Linked DNA regions of Homo sapiens: region 2 is linked to region 1. The links are chromatin contacts, found by Hi-C or POLR2A ChIA-PET in ENCODE. All regions are on one chromosome and are shown on one strand. Each heading gives the region's core, a stretch centred on a gene start or an enhancer-like site at or near the end of the contact. The rest is flanking DNA. Distances are from core to core; before and after follow the strand shown.

Region 1 (2,885 bases), core at 386-2,885:
TACATATTTATTTAGTTTATCGCCTCCTCCACTGCCCCACCCCTGCCTCTAAAATAAAATTTCCCTGAGGGCAGGAGTTTTGTTTCGTTCACTGATATTCTTCACAGAGCCTAGAATAGTGCCTGGTATATAGTAAACATTAAACTTTTTCTGAAATTTCAGAGGCAGTATAGCATAGTAATTAAGTCCAGAATCTGGCAACGTCCTGGGTCCAAATCCCAACAGCTGACACCTAATAACTATGTGACCTTGGGCAAGTTACTTTTAAAGTTTCTACCCCTAGGTTTCCCATTGGTTTTGCAAATGAAAGTAATGCCTACCCAAGCTAGATAGCCTGTGTAAAATATCGCCTCCATCACTCACAAGCAGTGTGGTCTGTAAAAAAAAAAACAAAAAACTCTATGCCTCAGTTTCCTCATCCGTAAAGTGACCCACCGCTGTGCTGGGATACAGAGAACAGCCCCTTCAGTTAGTGGCCTGGAAGCCAGACCTCTCAGAAAGGGTCCAGGAAGGCTGGAGTGAGATGGGGTGGGAGCGGCACTCACTCTCAGGAAAGTTCAGTTCAGAGGCAAGCCCTGTGTTGCGGGGTGCGGGGAGCCACGTGCCCTACCCTCCCTTGGCTGCTCGTGGGAAAAGGCCTAGAGGTTCGGGCCGAGAAGAGGAGCGAAAGCACAGAGCCGACTTCCCCTCACCCATCTGGGAAATGGGCTCGGGCCAACTGCTGACTTCGCGCTCGCTGGCGCAGCTCCCTGCGGAGACCTCGGCGGGGAGGGAGGCTGAACATCTGGATGACATTTCTGCGAGAGCGGCTCCGGAGCGGCGGTCGGGGAGGGAGAGGTGCGCTCGTGCGCACGTCGGGCCGGGAGGGAGGCGATTCCTCGGGGCCTGGGTCTTGTTTTTCTCGCTCTCTACCGCAGCCCCTTCTCCCGCCCCTCAGCCCCCACCCCGCAGCCCCCAGCCCCCGAGCCTCCCCGGCTCCCGACCAGCCGAGCTCCTTCACTGGCGGCCTCGCCTCGCCAGAGGGCACCCTCGATCTTCCGGAAAACGCCACCATTTTTCACTGCCCCTGGAGCGTCTCCAGGCTTCTGCCCGCCTCCCGACTCCGATCTTGTCAATGAAGAATCGGGCCAGGATCGCCGCGGAGCGGACGCCGACCCTCCGACCCGGCTCGCAGGCTGGGAGTCCCCTCTGCGAGGCTGGCATGGCCGCCCCTACCGGGTCCCGCGCCCTCTGCGGACCCTGCCCCGGGTTGGGCCTGGCCCGCGGGCGGCCCCGGGACCGGGGGACCAGGAGGGAGAGTAGACGCGGGCCGCGGACGGCGCGGACTGACAGCTGGCGAGAGGGCGCCGGGGCTGGGGGAAAGGGAGGGAGGGGGCTCATCGGAGTAACTTTCCAGAAAAACAGCCAACGTGTGGCAGGAGTGATTCCAAGAGGGGAAAAAAAGTTCAGCTACCACGTCGAACGAGAGGACTCGCAAAGTATTTTTCAAAAGGGCTCGGCTTTTCCTGTGCCTGTTTAAAACATTAACATCGTGCAGCAAAAGAGGCTGCGTGCGCTGGTCCCTCCCTCCCCCACCCCAGGCCAGAGACGTCATGGGAGGGAGGTATAAAATTTCAGCAGAGAGAAATAGAGAAAGCAGTGTGTGTGCATGTGTGTGTGTGTGAGAGAGAGAGGGAGAGGAGCGAGAGGGAGAGGGAGAGGGAGAGAGAGAAAGGGAGGGAAGCAGAGAGTCAAGTCCAAGGGAATGAGCGAGAGAGGCAGAGACAGGGGAAGAGGCGTGCGAGAGAAGGAATAACAGCTTTCCGGAGCAGGCGTGCCGTGAACTGGCTTCTATTTTATTTTATTTTTTTCTCCTTTTTATTTTTTAAAGAGAAGCAGGGGACAGAAGCAATGGCCGAGGCAGAAGACAAGCCGAGGTGCTGGTGACCCTGGGCGTCTGAGTGGATGATTGGGGCTGCTGCGCTCAGAGGCCTGCCTCCCTGCCTTCCAATGCATATAACCCCACACCCCAGCCAATGAAGACGAGAGGCAGCGTGAACAAAGTCATTTAGAAAGCCCCCGAGGAAGTGTAAACAAAAGAGAAAGCATGAATGGAGTGCCTGAGAGACAAGTGTGTCCTGTACTGCCCCCACCTTTAGCTGGGCCAGCAACTGCCCGGCCCTGCTTCTCCCCACCTACTCACTGGTGATCTTTTTTTTTTTACTTTTTTTTCCCTTTTCTTTTCCATTCTCTTTTCTTATTTTCTTTCAAGGCAAGGCAAGGATTTTGATTTTGGGACCCAGCCATGGTCCTTCTGCTTCTTCTTTAAAATACCCACTTTCTCCCCATCGCCAAGCGGCGTTTGGCAATATCAGATATCCACTCTATTTATTTTTACCTAAGGAAAAACTCCAGCTCCCTTCCCACTCCCAGCTGCCTTGCCACCCCTCCCAGCCCTCTGCTTGCCCTCCACCTGGCCTGCTGGGAGTCAGAGCCCAGCAAAACCTGTTTAGACACATGGACAAGAATCCCAGCGCTACAAGGCACACAGTCCGCTTCTTCGTCCTCAGGGTTGCCAGCGCTTCCTGGAAGTCCTGAAGCTCTCGCAGTGCAGTGAGTTCATGCACCTTCTTGCCAAGCCTCAGTCTTTGGGATCTGGGGAGGCCGCCTGGTTTTCCTCCCTCCTTCTGCACGTCTGCTGGGGTCTCTTCCTCTCCAGGCCTTGCCGTCCCCCTGGCCTCTCTTCCCAGCTCACACATGAAGATGCACTTGCAAAGGGCTCTGGTGGTCCTGGCCCTGCTGAACTTTGCCACGGTCAGCCTCTCTCTGTCCACTTGCACCACCTTGGACTTCGGCCACATCAAGAAGAAGAGGGTGGAAGCCATTAGGGGACAGATCTTGAGCAA
Region 2 (4,217 bases), core at 704-3,203, 110 kb after region 1:
ACATTTGTAGACACCTGTCAGGTTTCCTGGGAGTCTTCTGAAAAACACCTATCATAGAAATAAAATTAAAATAGCATTACCAGTAACAGTGTTGAAAGGACAAAATAATAATTACAGAAATCATTCCTGTATTATTAATAACACAGGAATTAGTAACAACCCATACAAGTGCTCCTACTATCCAAACCTCTAGAACAAACGTCAGGATACTGCATGTGTTGTTAGGTGCTAAACCCATTACTTAATAAAAGTACAAGGGAGGGTAAAGGATGGGCATTTCCAAGATTGTTACGCCCAAGAACACCTTATTAAGATATTTCTTTCATTAAGAATTGAGGAGAGGCCGGGCGTGGTGGCTCACGCCTGTAATCTCAGCTCTCAGGGAGGCAAGAGGTGGGAGGATAGCTTGAGCCCAGGAGTTCAAGACCTGCCTGGGCAATATAGCGAGACCCCGTTCTCCAGAAAAAGGAAAAAAAAAAAAAAAAGATTGAGGTAATTGGGATGACGTCTAGGCCTAAGTGCAGGAAAACTTTTCTTTTGAGATGGTGCTTATGAATAGTAGGAGACTGGTGAAGAGACCTGATAATAACTTTTCAAACATAGTTTCATCGGAGTCAGTAAGTACTTGTTGGCTGGGTATGGTGGCTCACGCCTGTAATCCCAGCACTTTTGGAGGCGAAGGTGGGTGGATCACAAGGTCAGGAGTTCAAGACCGTCCTCACCACTATGGTGAAAACCCCATCTCTACTAAAAATACAAAAATTAGCCTGGCGTGGTGGTGTGCGCCTGTAGTCCCAGCTACTCAGGAGGCTGAGGCAGGGGAATCGCTTGAACCCGGGAGGCAGACGTTGCAGTGAGCTGAGATTGCGCCACTGTACTCCAGACTGGTCAACAGAGTGAGACTCCATCGCAAAAAAAAAAAAAAAATACTTGTTGAATGTATACATTGCAAGTTAGAATTTATGTAATAGTACTTACAGTTGCTGTTTATTGAATGCCTTATTAGCAGCAGGAGGCAGCATATAGCATAATAGCCATGAGCTTGGATGCTGCAGGCTGACAGACCTGGGTTCAAATCCCAGTTCTACCATTTATTACTTATGTGACACAGAGAAAGTTATCTAACTGATACTATGCTTTTTCATCTGTGAAATGAGGCTAATAAGAGGGCAGCTGTAAAGATCCACTGAGATAATACAAAAAAATGGCCACTTTGGTGCTTGACATATGGTAATATCAATATCACATCCTGAGAACTACAATCATGATAATACACAGGTATATATCATCATCTTCAAATTAGAGATAAGGAAAATGAGGTTTTAAAAGTTTGAATAACCTGTCTTAAGTCACGGACTAGACAGGGCCAAGACTTAAGCTGTGGGTTATCTGACTCCAAAGCCTGTCTAGAGTGGCCTATTTCCAAAACAACCGAATGCAGTATTATTTCATGTATTTTCTATGTATTTTCATTAAATAAGAATAAAAGTTTGGCTTGGCAAAATCTACTAAATCAAGTGGTCCTAGGAAAATCAATAATAACTAAAAGCTAGACACTAAGTATGAGTTCCTGCTAAAAGTCAAGTGGGAAAATAAAATAGAACAAAAGAACCAACCAAACAAAAAAACAACGAAGCAATAGGTTATGACATTAAGTTCCGGAGTCAATATGCTCTGGAACTTAAACACACACACACACACACACACACACACACACACACACACACACACACACTCCTCCCCTCTCATGTCCCCAGTCCAACCTTCCTCTCTGATACGCCATTATAAAGATGTATCAAGACACCTCCTGCATGGCTAGACTGTTTGCCTGCTCTTTGTGCCACGCTGAGGAGCTAGCATGTTATTGCCAGCTGCTTGGAAAAAGACAGGGTGCCTGCTGAATTTCTCTTTCTTTCCCCTCCCCTCCTCCACAACACAAACACACAGCAGCTGAAGGCTTGGCGAAACAGAATTCATTCCTGCAGGAGGAGGCAGAATTTTTTTAGACACGTGCAATGAACTTTTAGGAGCAAAATAACAAGACATGGTTCGGTTTATATGGGAATCCTTTCCACACCTGTGGGATTGTGTATATACACACACAGCATTAGCAAAAAGCTTGTTACACACTGCACTCAAGATGTTACCAGCAAACTGAAAGACCTCTTGATGTGAACAATGAGCTGCTGCCAGTCCTGCCTGTTATAGGAACATTAGTTTCTGCTAGGATTATTGAATCCAGATTAGTTTGGTAAACTTGGACATGGTGGGAAGGGAAAAGTAAAGAACAGATGGGGCAGAAGGATGAGAGAAATTTAGGACGCACAGTTTTCTCCTACCTTGAGTTATTTACTAATGTTGAAAATTAAGTCTACTAAAAATTGAAGGGGTTTCGAAAGAGACCGGAACCAGTGAAGAATTAAGATGTATTTAAAATCTCTCCTTTCTCCCATGATTGTTAAAGGAAACTTCGGCAATTCTGTGTTGGCCATCAATATGTCCTTAATTTTTCTGCTTTTGGGGCTCTTTTTCACTGTGGATGAGGCAGAGAAGAGAGTGGGAGGGAAGGAAGCAGGGAGTGGGTTGGGAGCAGAAGTTTAACAAAGGATCACTTTAACAGAAACTACTGAGTAATCGCTCTGTCCTGCGCCAAGAATAACATCAGCTCAATGTCTGCAATTAGAATCAGGTCAGTCAGGCCTCACAGCCGGTGCAGCCCTCCTCACAGACCCCAGCATGGAGAGCTACTCATGCTGATGTCACCAGTAGTCACTGTTACCCAAGAAAGTCCCCGACTCAGCTGAAAGAAAAGTTTTCTTTTGCCTTCTCCTTCAGGGGCAGGAAGACAGCAGGAGAAGAAAGACAGAATTAGAAGACATGCATTGGGCTGTATCAATATATAACAGATTTGTTTGATCATTCCTAACTCTTGAGATTCAGTACTTCCCACAACCATCCTGAAATTTTTTTTTTGCTTTTTTTTTTTTTTTGGAGACAGTCTCAATCTGTCACTCAGGCTGCAGTGGAGGGGCATGATCTTGGCTCACTGCAACCTCCGCCTCCCGGGTTCAAGTGATTCTCCTACCTCAGCCTCCTGAGTAGCTGGGATTATAGGCATGCGCCACCACGCCCGGCTAATTTTTGTATTTTTAGTAGAGACGGGGTTTCACCATATTGGTCAGGCTGGTCTCGAACTCCTGACCTTGTGATCCACCTGCCTTGGCCTCCCAAAGTGCTGGGATTACAGGCATAAGCCACCACGCCCGGCCCTGAAATTCATTTTTAAATGAGTTAATGTGTATAGAGAACCCTGAATAGTGCTTGGAACACAGCAAGTGCTTAAGTGGTGGCTATTATTATTAAAACAAAAAGGGAGGATTCTGCCTATTCATTAGGTTATTCCAAACCTAATGAATCAGAAATGGGATGGAGGAACAATTGTTTTAACAAGCCCTTCAAATGGTTCTGTTACTCTAGTCTATGGGTCTGCACACTAGGACCTATAGGCCAAATCCAGCCCATTGCCTGTTTTTGTACATAAAGTTTTGTTGAAAGACCGCCACACTCATTCATTTACATATTGTTTATGGCTGTTTTCACTCTACCATGGCAGAGCTGAGTAGTTGCAACAGAGATGCTATGGCCTGCAAAGCCTAAAATATTTACTATCTGGCTATTTACAGAAAAAGTTTGCTGACCTCTGCTCTGACTTAAAACAATGTTTTTCAAACTGCTGTTTTTACCATCAGTGTGTAAAAGCTCATTGTTTCAATTTTGTCTTATTTTGTTTATTATGCTCTCTATCATATGGACTGGATCACGCCAAGTTTCTTGTATCTCTGTTCCTGAAAACTTCCGCCACTGGCTCTGGGTGACTTTCCTCTCTCACTCCCATGTCACAGGATCAGTCTTTTGCAGGAGTGGATTAAGTATATGACAATTGCTACATTTATGAGTGCAATGCTATACTGAGATGAAGATCAAAGCTCATTCCCCATGAATACTGAGAGATGTCCATTTCCAAACTCATATCCTGAATCAGAGTTTAAGCAGAAATTAACACCTTCAATAAGTTGGATATCTAAGTGTTCTGACTGGAGGCCGAAAAGAATGGAGAACTTCCTATGTACACAATGAGAGAAAGGCTGCATGAACTTTCCCCAGACATTATTAGGAGATTACTATGTGAAAGATGCTGTTCATAAACATAATATGAT

The links. A loop is a pair of places that touch in the nucleus more often than their neighbours do. ChIA-PET counts read pairs that join two places held with the same protein, here RNA polymerase II (POLR2A). Pooled maps may share reads with other maps.
Region 2: a loop to region 1 is called in a map of IMR-90, with 2.5 times the contacts of the local background. The contact joins the enhancer-like site here to the promoter of TGFB3 in region 1. A Hi-C loop is called at or near these places in 3 of 168 maps with a recorded cell type or tissue (Caco-2, IMR-90 and endothelial cell of umbilical vein), 2 of 37 single-sample maps with no recorded cell type and 15 of 50 pooled maps. POLR2A ChIA-PET finds 5 or more read pairs at or near these places in 10 of 52 experiments (A673, AG04450, GM12878 and 7 more).

What each region holds. Positions count from the first base shown.
Region 1 is chr14:75,980,745-75,983,629 of GRCh38, reverse strand. It overlaps TGFB3 (transforming growth factor beta 3), which reads left to right and starts at 1,635. Exons shown (of 7, transcript NM_003239.5): 1 at 1,635-2,885. The coding sequence starts at 2,737. RefSeq lists silencers at 841-960, 1,091-1,330 and an enhancer at 1,001-1,060.
Region 2 is chr14:75,866,532-75,870,748 of GRCh38, reverse strand. All of the region lies in intron 29 of TTLL5 (tubulin tyrosine ligase like 5), which reads right to left. Among named protein-coding and RNA genes, the nearest start is that of TGFB3, 110 kb to the left of the region's middle. Within about 2 kb of position 1,953, at least 20 of the 41 ENCODE cell types and tissues checked have a DNase peak (open chromatin) inside an H3K27ac peak, as active enhancers do; they include A673, IMR-90, PC-9 and 2 more, where a contact is called at or near this core.